2 separate regions of the Mus musculus genome follow, and region 2 is linked to region 1. A link is a loop called in an ENCODE intact Hi-C map of the cell type or tissue named here. Cell type or tissue: left cerebral cortex. All regions are shown on one strand. Each heading gives the region's core, and the rest is flanking DNA. Links, peaks and the distances in the headings are about the cores only.

What was found. A loop is a pair of places that touch in the nucleus more often than their neighbours do. Peaks named below come from ENCODE experiments on the same cell type or tissue, not always from the same donor. Only the 100,000 strongest peaks of a DNase experiment are listed, where the experiment ranks them.
Region 2: it touches region 1 in a loop (2.1-fold over the local background); 3 of 42 quality-filtered maps call a loop at or near these places.

Annotation. Positions count from the first base shown.
Region 1 is chr9:65,094,627-65,103,319 of GRCm38, forward strand. It overlaps Igdcc4 (immunoglobulin superfamily, DCC subclass, member 4), which reads left to right and starts at 6,860. Exons shown (of 20, transcript NM_020043.3): 1 at 6,860-6,972. The coding sequence starts at 6,909. In left cerebral cortex, for the core only: a CTCF peak has its summit at 5,619 (motif pointing right); DNase peaks (open chromatin) are centred at 6,403 and 6,608; H3K4me3 peaks cover 728 bases; H3K27ac peaks cover 874 bases.
Region 2 is chr9:65,030,713-65,038,549 of GRCm38, forward strand. It overlaps Dpp8 (dipeptidylpeptidase 8), which reads left to right and starts at 1,746. Exons shown (of 21, transcript NM_028906.2): 1 at 1,746-1,911; 2 at 4,163-4,299; 3 at 6,257-6,529. The coding sequence starts at 4,284. It overlaps Gm39362 (a long non-coding RNA gene), which reads right to left and starts at 700. Exons shown (of 3, transcript XR_870867.3): 1 at 1-700. In left cerebral cortex, for the core only: no CTCF peak of the experiment used is centred there; DNase peaks (open chromatin) are centred at 5,950 and 6,386; H3K27ac peaks cover 1,112 bases.

The DNA.
Region 1 (8,693 bases), core at 3,140-7,139:
CAGAACTCTGCTTGAACCCAGCTAATCCCCACCCTCCTGGCCCCCATGCTGATCTCTCAGTATGGTGAATTGCTTTGAATCAAACATCTCTTAACTGTAAGGTCCTTAGTGGGAATGACACATTTAACCGCGTGAGCAAGCGACACAAGCGATGCTGTCCTCTTGAGACTAACTGCTGATATGTTTATGTTGCGTTCCCAGATGGTGACATGTACACATGTGAAGGTCAGAGGTCAAACTCAGGAGTCGGTAGCACTTTCTACTTTGAGACAGGGTCCCTTATTATTTACCAAAGCACGTGTCAGGTTGGTTCTAGCCTCAGCTTCCCATCTGTATCTGGTCCTGAGTCCTCACACATGCATGGCAAGTGCTTTATCCACTAAGCCAGTGCCCCAGCCCCGATATGTTCAATTTGATCTTCTCAGTATAATAAGGATATTGGTTAGGTGCATTATTCTCCCAGGTTTTTATTCTCCCAGGTTTTTATTTGAAGCCCAGAGAAGTTGTAGTCCTTTTTTCCAAGTTGTAGGCCTTTGCATCCACAACACAAAATGGGATGCTAATCTTGATCCCATTCGCTCCTCAGGAAACAACAGGAGATGAGCTGTTATTCTAGAACTGGCTCATGCCTATGGATCCAGGTATCTGGGCACTGTCAAAGGAATCAGATTCTCTCTCTCTGCTCTCTCTCTGCTCTCTCTCTCTGCTCTCAGTCTAGTAGTGGGGACAGATGGGTAAACAGAAAGTCCCAGTGACAAGAGTGATAGGCTGGGTGAACCCCTAAGAGGCAGAGGAGGAAACAATGAGGACCGTGGGTTTTGACTTAGAGTCCGACCACTTTGTCTCTCTGATCCATTACCTATTGTGTGACCTTAAACAAATGAGTTAATTTCTCTGTGCTTCTATTTCTTCTTTCCATAGCATTGAGCTTCACTGGCCTTGGAAATATTCCTCACATACTTGGGAGCTTTCCATGAAAATATTATTTGAAAATAATAGAATATTTTGTTTTATTGATTAAAAAATTAAAATGGGCTGGAGAGATGGCTCAGCAGTTAGGAGCACTGACTGCTCTTCCAGAGATTCTGGGTTCAATTCCCAACAACCACATGGTAGTTCACAACCATGGGATCTGATGCCCTCTTCTGGTGTGTCTGAAGACAGTAACAGTGTACTCACATCCATAAAATAAATAAGCCTTTTAAAAAAAAGTAGCTGTTCTAAGAACATAATGGATGGAGAGGAGGGAGCCCATGTGCTGAGAAGGCCCTGACTCTGAGTCAAACAGCATCCACTGATGCTCTTAAATTTGCTGTAAAAGAAAACAGCCACTGATCTCAGGAGCCATAGAGGCCATCCGGGGGCCTCGTCAGTTTGCTGATACAAAAGCAATGAGGTTCATTTTTAGAGCCACCCCTTCACAGGAGCTAGCTAAAGTACACACGCACTTTACCTACAAGGTCACCACTCAGAAGTTTCCCTCTGGACTCCCGAATTCCCAACTGCACCTGAAATTCCACAGAAACAGTTGATGGCTGCAAACTTCCTAGACTGTTTAAATATAGAGAGTTGTTTCAGTATTTAGATAAATAAATAAATAAATAAATAAAATAGCGGGAGTGGCTCTGTGGGTAAAGGCCACCAAGCCTGATGACCTGAGTTCAGCCCCCTGAACAGACAGGAGAGAGCTGCACCTGCACGCCATGCTCTGTGCACCCATACACAGGCAATAAAAACATAAAAGCAATTTGATTTTATTTTAATGACTTATTTATTTTTATTTTGTGTACATTGGTTTTCTGCCTGCATATATGTCTGTGCAAGGGTGTCAAATCATTTGGAGCTGAATTACAGACAGTTGTGAGTGGCCAAGTGGGTGCTGGGAATTTAACTTGGACCCACTGGAAGAACAGCCAGTGCTCTAACTGCTGGGCCATCTCCCCAGCCCCAGGAAATGTAACTTTAAAACAATAATAAATAACAACAACAGTAACAATAAAGCAGGTACCACGCTTACTTTTAAACATGTGACATCTTTGTACTTACAGATTAGAAATGTCCATCACAGGGCCGGGCGTGGTAGCGCATGCCTTTAATCCCAGCATTTGGGAGGCAGAGGCAAGCGGATTTCTGAGATTGAGGCCAGCCTGGTCTACAAAGTGAGTTCCAGGACAGCCAGGGCTACACAGAGAAACCCTGTCTCGAAAAACAATAACAAACAAACAAAACAAACAAACAAACGAAATGTCCATCACATCCTAGCCCTCAGAGTTTCTCAAGGATGGAGCCAAAGCCCAGAGAGAGGAGAACAGAAGTCACCCAAGGCCACAGAGGCCTGGCAAGAGCCACATTCTACTTCACTGTTCTAGGTTTGGCTGCTCCAGGCCTGTCCACCTTCCTCTCCTCTCATGCTTACAAGTCATACAGAGAAGAGGTTCTCAACCTGTGGGTCAAGATCCCTGGGTGTTGAGTGACCCTTTCACGGGTCATTTAAAACCATCAGAAAACACAGATATCTACATCATTATTCATAAAAGTAGCAAAATTATAGTTATGAAATAGCAACCACAAGAGGAACCATATAAAAGGATTCCGGGATTAGGAAGATTGAGAACCACTGTTCTAGAGTCTATGGCTTAGTACATTTTTATTTTCCCTTTTTACTTTCTGGTTGAATCTGTGGTCTGCATATGCTACTAAGCACACACAACCATCCCTGAGCTGCACCCCCAATGCTGAGATGGGAATAGAGAAAAGTTAGCTGACCCTTTTGGTGGCTTGTGGAATTTAGCTCTTTAGACAGTGCCATTTGTTGACACTTTCATTCCTCAAATTAACTCTTCAACTGCTTTGGAAAGACACAAGTCCACCTGTGCAGCCCAGCCTCTGCTTGCTTTGCCCCTGCACCTGGGCTAGAAGTTCACACTTCCTGGGTTCTTCCTACTAAAACTTTCTAGTAAACCCTTCCTGGTTCACTAAGTCTGGCGTGGGTGTCCCGACTCCCTGTTTCCAATCAAAACTGGTACACCACAGAGCATTACAACCGTGCTCACCAACTCAAGCACCATGCAGCGGGCAGGAACCTTCAGCTCTGTGCCCCCACAGAGCTGTGGTACCTGTGCAGACAACAGCGGATCTGTCTTCTCCCCCACCCCACCCCCTTTTTATTTATTTATTTATTTTTATTTTATTTTATTTTATTTATTTATTTATTTTGGTTTTTCGAGACAGAGTTTCTCTGTAGCCCTGGCTGTCCTGGAACTCACTCTGTAGACCAGGCTGGCCTCGAACTCAGAAATCCGCCTGCCTCTGCCTCCCAAGTGCTGGGATTAAAGGCGCGTGCCACCACTGCCCGGGGCACCCCCCTTTTTAAACACAACATATTTTACTTTATTTTTATTAATCATTTTATTCATTTACATTTCAAATGATATTCTTCTTCCCGGTTACCCCTCTACAAGCCTCCATCTCATCCCTCCTCCCCTTTGCCTCTATGAGGATGCTCCTCCACTCACTCACTCACCCACTCCTGCCTCACTTACCACTTTAGCATCCCCCTAGGCTGGGGCATCAAGCTTCCACAGCACCAAGGGCTTCTCCTCCCATTGATGCCAGACAAGGCCATCCTCCACTACATACCTCTACCCCTTTTAAAATTTATTTTATGGTGTGTGTGTGTGTGTGTGTGTGTGTGTTTTGCTTTGTTTTGTTTTCAAGACAGAGTTTGCTCTGTAGACCAGAGATCTGCCTGCCTCTGCCTCCTGAGTGCTGGGAACAAAGGTATGTATAACCACTGCCTGGCTAAATAAATTTAATTTTTAAAAAGATTCATTTAGTTTATGTATATGTGTACACCATAACTGTCTTCAGACACACCCACCAGAAGAGTATATCAGATCCCATTACAGATGGTTGTGAACCACCACCATGTGAATTCCCACCATGTGGTTGCTGGGAATTGAACTCAGGACCTCTGGAAGAACAGTCAGTAGTCCTAATTGCTGAGTCATCTCTCCAGCCCCCAATAAATGTAATTTAAAAAGAAAGAAAGAAAGAAAGAAAACAAAATAAAACAAAAGCAGGGAAGAAGAGCAAGCTGCAAGACATATTCGACTTTATTTTTGAGACAGGATGTCACACAGGCCAGCCTGGGCTTGAACTCCTTATATACAGCTGAGGATCCTCTCACCTCTGCTGTGAAAGTGCGGGATTACAGGCGTGTATGGCCAAGCAGTGCTGGGAACTGAACCCAGGGTTTCTCCAGCATGTGAGCAGCATCCCTAGCTCCTGGAAGACGTCCTGACACTGCAGTAGGGAGGAGTGGACCTCACCTCGTGATGGCAAAGCTCATCCCCATCCCGCCTGCTCCCTCCTCCCCTCCTCTTTACTCCTTCTACCTCTCCTCCTCCCCCTCCTCTCGTTCTTTCTTCCCCTTCTCAGTGATGAGCATTGAACTCAGGGCCTCGTGCGTGTTAGGCAAGGACTCTATTTCTAACATCCCCAGTTCTGGGCAAAGGTCTTGAGGCTGGAAGGGAAGGGGTTGGTGTTGCTGGGGAGGGGTAAACAAGTTGAGCAGTGTAGTAAGAGGCAGGACTTTGGTTCTGTTCTCTGAGATGGAAGCCTGACAGAGCTGTGACGGGAACTGGCTGCTGTTTGGACCAAGACACACAAAGAGGAAAGGCCAGAAACAGCAAGGTGGCAGGGAGGTGCCATAACAATTCAGGTGAGAGGTGAGGACGGAAAAGCAGGTGGAGAGGGGTCAAGGGTGAGTGTACGATTTGATTTCAATTTTGACGTGAGCCTCAAGGCCCTGGAGGCAGCTCAGCAGGTAAAGCCCAGGGGACATTCCAAAGTTGTCCTCTGACCTCCAGGTTTGACCCCACACAAATCACACACATATACATTAATAATTAATAATTCAAAAATATTGGATCTGAGCTACAGGAAGAATGTTGTGGTTCTAGGAAGCAAGACAGCAGTCTGGAGGTGGCAGGAGGGATGGGAAGATCAGGATGTAAACTGCTGAGCAGGAACTGGAAATGCAAGCTTGGGGAGAAGGTTCAGGCTGGAGGTATCTGCTCAGCATCACTCCTATAAAGATGAGAGCCCTGTGGACCAGGGCTGAGGACCGGGAGATCACTTGGTTTCAAGGAAGGAGTAATCGAATGAATTGCTAATGATAGCCCTGGGATAAAACGAGGCTGAGGCAGGACCTTGCCAGGGTCCCTTAGATCTGCTAAGTACAGACATAGTGGGACTGCGGCTCAGCTGGCTGAGTATGTGATTAACCTGTGAGGAGCCCTGGTTTCAGAGCCCCGCTATCATTAACAGGGCCTGGGGGTGCATACTGGTCATCCCAGCACTCCAGAGGCAGAGGCCAGAGGATCAAAGGCTCAAGGACATCTTTGACTACATAATGGGTTTGAGGGTACAGGAACTTCTTCCTCCCCAAAAGGGATAGAACTTACTGGCAGCATGTGAGCCGGAATGGAAATGATTCTAAATCATGGGGATGCCAATGGATACAAGAAAAGGAAGAATGTAGCATTTTTCCTTTAAAAAAAAATTTTTTTTTATGTGTATGTGTGTACTTGCATGAGTTTATGTGCACCATGTGCAGGAAAGTGCCTACAAAGCCCAGAAGAGGGCATCAGATTCATTGGAAATGGAATTACAGATGGTTATGGCTGTCATATGGGTGCTGGGAGCAGAACCCAGGTCCTTTGTTAGGGCAGGAAGCACTCTAGCCACTGGGCCACCTCTCTAGCCTCAAAATCCGGATATATATATATAATTTTTATTTATTTTAAATTGTATCTAATTGTGTGTCTGCTTGTAGGTGCAGATGCCACAGAGCCCAGTGGTATCAGACCTCCTGGAGCTAGAGTTACAGACTGATGTGAGTCGCCTGGGTGGGTACCGGAACCAAATCTAGGTCCTCTGCAAATGCAATAAGCACTCTAACCGCTGAGCCATCTCTCCCATCACAAACGCATCATTTTAAATAGACGTTTAGTATGTTTTTCTCTCCCCAACCCAACCTGACATTTGATTCCCCCAGCTTTAGACACACTGAGGCAACTAACCTGGCCAGCTCAGTTGGAAAAGAGGCAGTTCTGAAAAAGAGAGTGGACCGGTGGAGGCTCAACACCATTAGCAGGCCCTGCACCTGCTGCTTTAAGCCTCCTGTCCTTAGGGAGTCCCCACTACAAACCCAAATATTCCCAGTATGCAGGTATGTAAAATGGTGGTAAGCAAGTCTTCGTTGTCCCTCACAGAGGTGGAACACAGTACAGACTGGGTTGGCTACTGAGGAGGAAGGAAGGAAGCCAAGAGAATCCCTCAGCTTGGCATGGAAGAGGTAGCGGGGACAAGGAATTGTAGTGTCCTCAGAGAGTCTGTTGGTGCAGCCTGTGGAGAGGCTAAACAGGATTCAGGTCAGGCTGTGAGTTGGAAAAGGACAGGTCTCAGTGAACTGAGCCTGGAACAGAGGTGGAGGCGACCCTGAAGGTAGAGTCATGGTAGGGTTAGGGAACAGAGATCCAGAGGCTCAGGTAAAAAGATGAACAGAAAGGAGCCTGAGGTGACCCGAGGAGCGGGAGGCTCCCGCGTGCTGAGTGAGCCGCAGGAGCAGGCTGGTGGCGCGCGGGCGCGTGTCCCCTGTGGTGCAGGGTGGCCACACTGGCGGGGCGCCCCCGCGTGGGCCGCTAGCCCAAGATGGCGATGGAGGGGCGGGCGAGCTGGCCGCGGCCCCGGCCCCCGCGCCGGCCCCCGCTCGGGCCCCGGCCCCGGAGGCCGCGCCCCCGCCCGCGGCGCCGCGCCTCCCGGAGCCACTGACGCCCGGCGCGCCCTCCCCCGGCGGCGGCCCAGGCGCCCGGACGCGGCGGCAGCGGCCCGAGCCCGGCCCTATGGCGCGGGCGGACACGGGCCGCGGGCTCCTGGTGCTGACCTTCTGCCTGCTGTCCGCGCGCGGTAAGGGCCCGGGTGGCCGCAGTCGCGAGTGGGCGTCCCCGGCGCCCGCGATGCTTGCGCGCCGGGGGCTGTGGGGACTTGCCCCCAGGGGGTGTGTGTCCTTGCTGTGCACAGCCTGGCACCGTGCGTGTCCCCCTGCGCGTGGCCCTTGTGCATGTGAGGTTTGCATGTGTGTGTCCTGCGGGGGTGGGGGTGTCCTGCGGGGGAACGTGTCCACAGCGCGTGCCTAAGGCGCCGGGTAGCATCGCCAGCGCGCGGGTGGCTGCAAGCGGGACATGATTCTGCCCTGCCCGCAAGCGTCTCGCGGTCGCGAGTGTGCCTGAGAGAGCGGGCGGGGAGGGAGTGTACACTTACACCTCCATTTGTGTCGGGTGCGTGTGTAACTGGATGGGACTGAGCTAATATTTGGCCTTGGCTTTTGGGGAGTGTCCTTGCTCTTGATGGGGGCGGCGGTGAGAAAAACCACACTCAACTTTGCCCAATGGGTGTGGCCCCTGGGGCCAGCTAGGGAGGTTGGGGGAATGTGGAGGTGTTGTGGACCCAAACCCAGGGTTCGGAGTGGGGCTGGGGGAAGGGCAGGAAACCAGTTGCTTTGCCGAACGCGTCCAACACTCGCTCTCTGGATGGGACGCGTGTCACTCCTGCCCCACCCCCAAGGGCGGACCAGGGAAGCGTGGACGAGATCAGCAAGGCCCCCTCCAGTGCCCAGGTCCTAGTGTTGGGTAGGGTCAAGGGTAAGGATCACAACTGTCCACACCAAAGAAAGGACTGGGGGCGGGGGGAGACGAAGTGTCCAAGTGTGTATGCCAAAGCTGTTTTTACCACCCCCGGCCCTCTCACTCTCAGTGGGGTGTGCGTTTGGGGGACAGCCCAAAGGAGGTTAGGTGGTAGGGCCTGGAGGGGGATGGGCTGCCCGCTTTGTTCGATTACTTCTTGCCTTCCCTGCCGAGGGGGGAGTTAAGGATGTGTCCGGGGCGAGTCGGGGAGGGACTTGGCAGTGGGGGTGGGGAGGGGGATTTTTCTCCAGCTGCTGCGGCTTTCCAGAGAGACTGGGCCAGGCCACGTGGGAGGGAGACAGGGAGGGAGGCGGGGGGTGGTGGAAAGGAGCCTCCGCTGGGCCAACCCCAGGCCCATCTCCAGGAAAACAGCGGGTGGGAGAGTGCTGGAAACAGCTCGGACCCTTGCTCTCCCCGCAAGACACGCCCCTTTCCCTCCGAGACCCTGAACCCGGCTGGGAGCCCATAGAAGCTCGGTGCGTGGGGCTGGGCCGCAGAAGCGGGAGGGCCCGGAGTTGTCAGGTGAACGCGGCGCCAGGGAAATGTCAGAGAGGTGTCTTGTCTGTCTTTGCGGAGCCCAAAGGATTAAGGAATAGTTGCACTTCCCCTCCTCCTCTTCCTCCTCCTCCTCCTCCCTCCTGTTCTTCCCAAAGCTCCAGGAACGCGGGATCCTGGCTGGCAACCGCACCCGCGCTTTATTAAATACTTCTGAGGCTTCAGGCCGGGACACCGGGTAGAGTGTTGGGAGACTGGACTCTTCTTCCCAGTGAACTGACTGAGGAGCGGGCATTGGGATTCTCCCTGTCTGCTACCTGACTGGCTACTGCAACTACTATTCTTACCCTGGTTTAACCTCCTTTGAGTGTGTAAACCTCTGCAGTCTGCAGACACCCCTACAGAGTGGAGGTCTTCCCTTCTTTTCACAGTATTTGCTGAGCACTCTTT
Region 2 (7,837 bases), core at 3,838-7,837, 63 kb before region 1:
GTCCTCAGACATACTAGAAGACAGCATCGGATCCCATTACAGATGGTTGTGAGCCACCATGTGGTTGCTGGGAATTGAACTCGGGACCTCTGGAAAAGCAGTTGGTACTCCTAACCACTGAGCCGTCTCTCCAGCCCCTACTGTCCTTTCTTTTAGGGAGCTCAACATCAAAAAGAAAAAAGAAAAAAATTCAAGGGAAGGCTCCTTTAACCTCACAGTGGGTCAGTACACACTGCAGTAGGACATGGTGCCTGTGGGTCCTCTCTTAATGCCATTACAATAATCCCACTGATACACAGCTCCCAAAGACAGTAACAGGAACTGGGGAGGCATAGCTCCTCCACCAGTCTGGTCTCTGCCTACTTTCCCAGCTACCTTTACACTTCTTTCCCCACTCTTTCCCTCAGCTAACGTACAGTGTGGATTAGGAAATAAATGATGGGTCAAGGGACCTGCCTCTCAGTGTAGCAGCCACCTCCAGGCCTTATTTCTCCATCTTTCATGTCTCAGTGCCACAGGCATTGTTAGCTTTTATCACTACTGAATGCCAATGTTGTTATATCCATTTACAGAGAGAAGACCCCAACCCAACAAAGAATGGGTGGTCTACTAAAGATCTTTAACATTAAAGTTCTGGAGGCTAGAGAGATGATGGTTCAGAGGTTAAGAGCGCTGGCTGCTGCTCCAGAGGTCCAGAGTTTAATTCCCAGCAACCACATGGTGGCTCACAGTCATCTATAATGGGATCTGATGCCCTCTTCTGGCATGCAGGTGTACATGCTGATAGAGCACTCATATACATAAAATAAATAATCAATTAGTTAAAAAAAAAAAAAAAAAGAAAAAAATGAGCACATGATGAACAGTGTTGGTGAGCTTGAGATGGGTCCGCAGTGTGGAAAGGGGAAGCTTTGTGAGTTCTGGGCACTGCCGTAGCTAGGAGCCGGGACAGGACCCACCCGGGTTTTGAGGAAGTGACCAGGAAGTGTTTGCTGAGTTTGCTTGGTTTTGGTGGGAGGTGGTGTGGGCACTTATGGAGTATGGATTGGTGTTAATGTGTGTTGTGGAAATGTGACCCTCAAGGAGGAATGTATTTTAGTGCTACTGACGTAAATAAAATGTAAACGTCACTGAAAAAAAAATTAAAAAAAGAAAAAAGAAAAGAAAAGAAAAATTTCTGTATCCAAATTCACATTTGTTTGTTTGTTTTTTTCCGTCATAACTGTAATGCTGAGGTCTCCAAAGCCATGGTTGGCCTCTGTCATCTCAAAAAGGCAGGAATTTTGGCTTTCTGCTCTAACGCAGGGATGTGTGTGTGAGTGAGAGAGAGAGACAGAGAGACAGAGACAGGGAGACAGAGAGACAGAGAGAGGGAGACAGAGACAGACAGAGATTGGATATAGAGGTTGGATAAGCGCCTGCTGGACCTGGCTTGTTCTTTCAGAAATCTTGTAGGCCCAGGTGCCTGTACCTGCTGAGCCATCCCACCGGCCAGTGAACATGAAGTTTATTTACTTTGAGTAGCTAACAGAGGTGGGGTGAATGTTGCTTTCTCTTCTAACCTTGTATGTTTTCCCTCCTGTCAGGCAGTCCACGTGCGGCACCTCCTCCCGCCGCTCGGTGGCGCTGTGGGGCCCCCTCGCGCACAGAAGCGAGAGTCATCCTTTCTTGGTCCGGCCGCTAGCCTTCCTCTGTCGGAGGGCGGGGCTCGGGGAACCGGAAGTGCCGAGGCCTCCGGTGCTGTCTTCGCCTCCGCCGCTTTTAAGTCCCTTCGTCCGCTGCCTGGGGGCCGCGGGGGCCGCCGCCGAGGAAGCTGCTGTGGCCCCGACGGGAGCGGAGGCGGCGCGGCATGAAGCGGCGTAGGCCCGCTCCATAGCGCATCCGGACGGTCCGGGCGGGCCCGGGGGGAAGGTGCAGTATCCGCCCGCTCTCCCTCCCCTGCGCCCGCGAGGCCACGGAGCTCCGGCCGGCCGCCCTCGGGCCGCTCCCGCCGGGAGAGCGGGTGGCTGGGCCCCGTTGGCCGGAAGAGGAAGCGCACACTCGGATTGCGAGGCTGCCAACGTTCACTGGGCGCCCCTGAACGCTGGCTGCTGCCCGCTCGGACTCCCACGTCCGTTATCTTGATAGAGCCTGGCTTGGGTTGGGATGCCGGGGACAGTCCGGGCATTCGGAGGAGGAAACGGAAATCCGCAGAGGCGAAGGGGTTCGCCTGAGGTCCGCCAGTGGCGGATGGGATTCGCCTTTGGACTCGCTGCTTTCCCCTAGCCGGGTGTTCCTTCCTCCCTCCCTCCTGCTTCACTCTAGATCCATCCCTCCGCGCTCACTGTCTCGCTGCCATTCTGTTCCACGCATTCGCAGCAGGGTCCTTGCCCTTCCTGTCCAGCTTGCTCATCCTCTTTTAACTAAGCCTTGCTGTTCCTACTGTCCTCTCGCGCCACATTCGCTGCCACACCTCTCCTCCTTCCTCATTCATAGCTTTCAAGCCCTTTACGTCGGATAAACTTTCTCAGCTGTAGACACAGAAAAGTGAAATGGCTAGGCTCCAGTGAGGTGTGCAGGGTCTAGACGACTGATTGGTTCTTACCGTAAAAAGCTACGGGATGCCATTTCTAGAGACCCCACCCCAAGAATCCCGAAGCTCTTTTTAACACAATATGTCATTTTTCAGAATGAGGGGCTTCGCGCTTTGGGGAGGTGTCTTGACTCTTAGCCTATTGCTGCTAACATTTTTACCCTCCTCTTGCCACATAGCTTCTTCATCTCTATGTGGCATACAGAGCTTGGAGTCTAAACTGATAACATATTATTTACTGTTGCAAAAATAACACACATTTTTCCCCCTAAGCTAGACTATCAACTGGCTTCGTGATTATTTTTTAGAAAAGCTACCTATCTCACTTATTCTCAATATTATGGCAAGAAAAAGAAGGCAAAATGGAGTACTCTTAAAGAATAGGACAGCTTTGTCAGAAATTGTAGCTGGGTATAGTGCTGCATACCTGTAACCCCAGCATTTGCGAGGCCGAGGCAAGAGGATCTTGAGTTCAAGATTAACCTTGGCTACAAACAGAGAAGTGAACAAAATTTAGTTGTTAAATTCAAGTTCCCTTTCTGCAAACAATGACCTATAATACACATTTTTTATTGTACTGAATTTATTCTTTCATCAGCTCGTTATGACATCATGTAAAAGGAACATAGGCACATAGAAATAAATTCTGTCTTTGTGTGTGTGTGTGCTTGTGTGTGCTCGCGGCTCTACACGCACATGTCTTCGGGATCGTGTGGAAGTCGGAGGATAACTTTTGGGAGTCCTCCCTTTACACTTCGTTGAGGCAGAGTCGCAATTGCTGTGTATCCCAGGCTAGCTGATCAACTTCAGCGGTTCTCCTATGTATGCCTCCCTTGCTGCATTCGGGCTGCTGGATTGACAGCCGCTCCAATGCTCCCCTGGCTTCCCTGGGATCTTTGGGTTTCTGCCACAGTGCTTTTGCCTTTTGAACTAATTCCCTGACCCTAGAAATACATTACATCCGCCAAAGTCAAGGCTTTACAGTTGACACCTCACATCTATATGCCTTTTTAAAAAGGTTTGTGTGTATGCGTGAGGGTATGTGCATGTGAGTGCAGTTCCCATAGAAACCAGAGGTATTGGATCCCCCTGAGAACTGGTCTTATGGGTGGTTGTGAGCAGCCAGAAATGGCTACTGAGAACCAAACTTGGGGCCTCTGCAATATCATTATTAACTCTTAACTGCTGAGCCATCTCTGGTCCGCTTTTGCAGTTTTTAAAACCTATCATTTTCCCTTGAATGTGTCTGGACATCAAGATTTACACCTACTGTTAGAACTTAACTACGCAATTTGAGTTATACATTTCTGGAAAAAAAGTAATCTTAGGGTCGAGCTCATTAGCAAAGGTCTGCAATTTCCACACTCAGGAAGCTGAAGCAAGAGGACTAAATTCAAGACCTGCATAGGGTTTGTAAGACCTATCAACACAAACACAGTTTTGACAAGTTGGAGATCCCAAAGAATTCAGGCATTCCATATTACACTAACAGGAAATCTATCAGTTAAATATTTGGGGATTTTTAGGCTTATATTTTTTCGACCGTATATGGTCCATTTTAATGATTAACATCTCTTATCTGGTAAGCAGGATTGGATGGTGAGAAAAGGAAAGATTCCTGTGAGAAGAGATCAGGATGAACGGAGAGATCTGTGCTTAAAGTTGGGCCAGGTGAAAATGATCTCTTTGAAAGTAGAAGAGATCTGAGCAGATGAAAATACCATCAGGTAGGCACCAGGGAAGGTCCAGAAGTGGAGAGGGTGGGGCTGTGAAATATGTGCATAATGCTGAGAATGGATAGGGCTGAGTTTTAGGAAATTCAGGCCACATATTCTGAGGACATATTTGTATATAGAGAGTATGGGGGGAATCCTGGAAATTAGTTACACAGTTGCATGAATTGCACAGCCCCTGTTGTGCAGACTATTTACTGTCAATAGAGTGACAGACTGTCATTTAAACTGTACTGTGTGTATATGTGTGGAGACTAGTACAGTCCATTCAGAAATTCCAGTTTTTAAATAGAAGTTGGTGTGAATTTTTACATAGAAGGACTCTAAAGGTGTTAATGACTCCAGCTAGGCAGTAAAACTCTAGATGTCTACTGTGTTGCTCTTTTCTGTTCCTTGGCCTTGTACTTGCAAGGGGTAGAGGAGAGATGAGATTTCCCACTTAAGGAAACTGAGTTGGATTCTTTTCATTTTAGTCCCTTGCTCCCTCAGAAGACTAGGTCCTTTGACATGATTGAAAGTAGGCCTCCTAGCTTTTAGTTGGGCCAACAACCACCACTCTCAGGTACTGTCACTTGATACTCTTGAGACTCAGTCAATTCTCTGTCAGATTTTAGTCAGTGGAGCCCTGGATCAGAGTGTTACAATTATACCTGATGTAACAGTATTTGGACGACTTTGTTATTGGTTATTGTTAACATTAGAAATGATAGTATCATGCTCAGAAAATGATACAATGCCCGACTACTCACAGTTCAGCACTTTTGCATACCAGTAATTCAAGTTAGGTGGACTGACTCTCAGCCTACACCTTTGGGTTACTTACTAGATTGCAGATAACTTCTTACCATGAATTGATGTTAACTGTAAAGCTGAGCTTTAAAAGAAAGACATCATCTTAAATACACAGCCATCTATTGATTGTTGGAGAAGTAGTTAATGATTATGTGAAACGTGATTACAATGTAATTTGTTTCAGTTTGTAGAACTAAGATTGACCCGACTACTGAGCTACATCTCTACAAGGTTTCCTGATAGCCTTGTTGTATTTATTTTTCTCTGATACTTTGTTCATGTCACGTTTAAATATCAGAAAAGATCAAGGGGGAAAGTGTATCTTCTGGGTTTGTAAAATAGGCATAATCAGTTTTCAAGGCTTTTAAATAATTACGGTATTGAACTGGTAAATTGGAGACAGACTTATAAACCATATGCTTTCCTCTTTGACTACATAGACTCACTAAAGCCACTTACAGACAGCCTTTTCCTTTTTTGAACAGAAGCTACATAATCAGGAAGAGTAGTCAAGTGACCATCAGTAAACACTAAGTATCACAAGTACTCTATAGAGTCTAGAGAAGAGCAGAAGGGTTGCAATGTATCAGTCTGTGTTTAGTTGTTAGGAGTCCCTCTCAGTAAGAGAAAACAATGTATTTTCTTAGGTTACTGCCCTAGGTTGTTAAAAGTTCATTGTAACAATGTTGTTACTGTTCTAATTTGTTACATTTTAGAAACAGCAGTCAGCATTTGTTAGCTGTGTTACTTTTTAAAATGCAAAAACCCTTACCTCCTCTGGCACATAACTTCACTATTGACATGCTCTGGAGTGGAATGTAGCAGCCAACTGGCACATGGCCTGTTTCCTTCCAGTGTGGGAAAGGAAAAGGAATTTTGGCAGGAGATACCCAAGGAGAGCCTTTTATAAAAAGTTCCCAAAAGGGATTTATAGTCACTGTGAAATTGACATGACCTCAATTTAAAAAAAAAAAAAAAGTCTTTTTGGAACTGAGCGCAGAGGTGTAGGTGGGGGACACTGCTACAGCTTTTCCTACTAGGTTTCATTGCAGCTGTGCTGAAAGGCATATTGTTTATTTATTTATTTATTTGGCAGTACCATTGTAATAATGTGATAGAAGACGGCCCTGTAAACAGCCTCTTGTGCCTTGTTTTCCAGGAAGATGCAACATGGCAGCAGCAATGGAAACAGAACAGCTGGGTGTCGAGATATTTGAAACTGCAGAGTGTGAGGAGGGAAATGGTGAATCACAGGACCGACCCAAACTGGAGCCTTTTTATGTCGAACGGTATTCTTGGAGTCAGCTGAAAAAGCTGCTTGCTGATACCAGAAAATACCACGGCTACATGATGGCTAAGGCGCCACATGACTTTATGTTTGTAAAGAGGACGGATCCAGATGGGCCTCACTCAGACAGGGTCTATTACCTTGGTAAGTATGAGTTTGCACTTTCAGTGAGGACGCACCTCCTTTGGTGTGACTGCCAACTGTAATCCAGAATTGACTCTGTGACTTTTTTACTTTCTTTCTTTCTTTCTTTTAAATTTATTTATTTATTTTATGTATGTGAGTACATTGTAGCTGTACAGATGATTGTGAGCCTTCATATGGTTATTGGGAATTGAATTATTAGGACTTCTGCTCACTCAGTCCCTGCTTGCTCTGGCCCACAGATTTATTTATTTATTATTATACATAAGTACACTGTAGCTGACTTCAGACACACCAGAAGAGGGTGTCAGATCTCATTACAGATGGTTGTGAGCCACCATGTGGTTGCTGGGATTTGAATGCAGGACCTCTGGAAGAGCAGTCAGTGCTCCTACCTGCTGAGCCATCTCTCCAGCCCTGACTCGTTTCTTTCTTTCTTTTTTTCTTTTTTGTTTGTTTTTTTTTTTTTGTTTTGGTTTCTTTTGGTTTTTTGATTGTTTGTTTGTTTGAGACAGGGTTTCTCTGTGTAGCAGCCCTGGCTGTCCTGGAACTTGCTCTATAGACCAGGCTGACTATTTTCTTTTAAAGGAAAAAAAAAAATCACTTTTAATTTGAAAAACTTCTGTTCAATGGCTGTGTTAATTTTGATTCATTTCATTAGGTATTTTTACTTGCAGGCAGAGAGTAATTGACCATAATCTTTTTGACAAAGTTAAGCTAAGACTTGATTAAATTGATAGAAACTGCTTTGAGATGCCTTTCCCGAGGCTGGTCAGATGGAGCACACTGTAAACCCTCTGTTGTGCCTCTTTCCGTCAGCTCAGCTTCCATGGCTCTAACCAAGGCTCCATCTCTTCTTCTTGTGGCCGTTTAGTCTATGCTTAAGATCTGTCTAAATCAAATATACTAGCCCACTTAATGTTTTTCCTTTTCTGTGCTGGGGATTGAACTCAAGGCCCTGGGCATGTTAAGAGCATACCTGTCCCACTCCTGAGTGACCCCGCAGCCTCTTTAAACGTTCCCTTTCCTTGCTTCTGTTTGTTGTGGTTCCAGGTGTGTCATTACGTCCTTTCCTGTTTTTCTTTTTGTAAGTGCATTTATTTCCTTATGTGTGTGTGTGCATGGCACATACCACAGCTCCCATGAGGCAGTCCAAGGAGAACTTATAGGAGTTGCTCTGTCCTACCATATGGCTCTCAAAAGATTGAACTCAAATGGTCAGGCTTGGCAGTCGGTGCCTTTCCCTACTGAGCCATCTGGATGGCCTCTCCTAATTTACTTTTCTATTAAAAAAAAAAAATAGGTTCC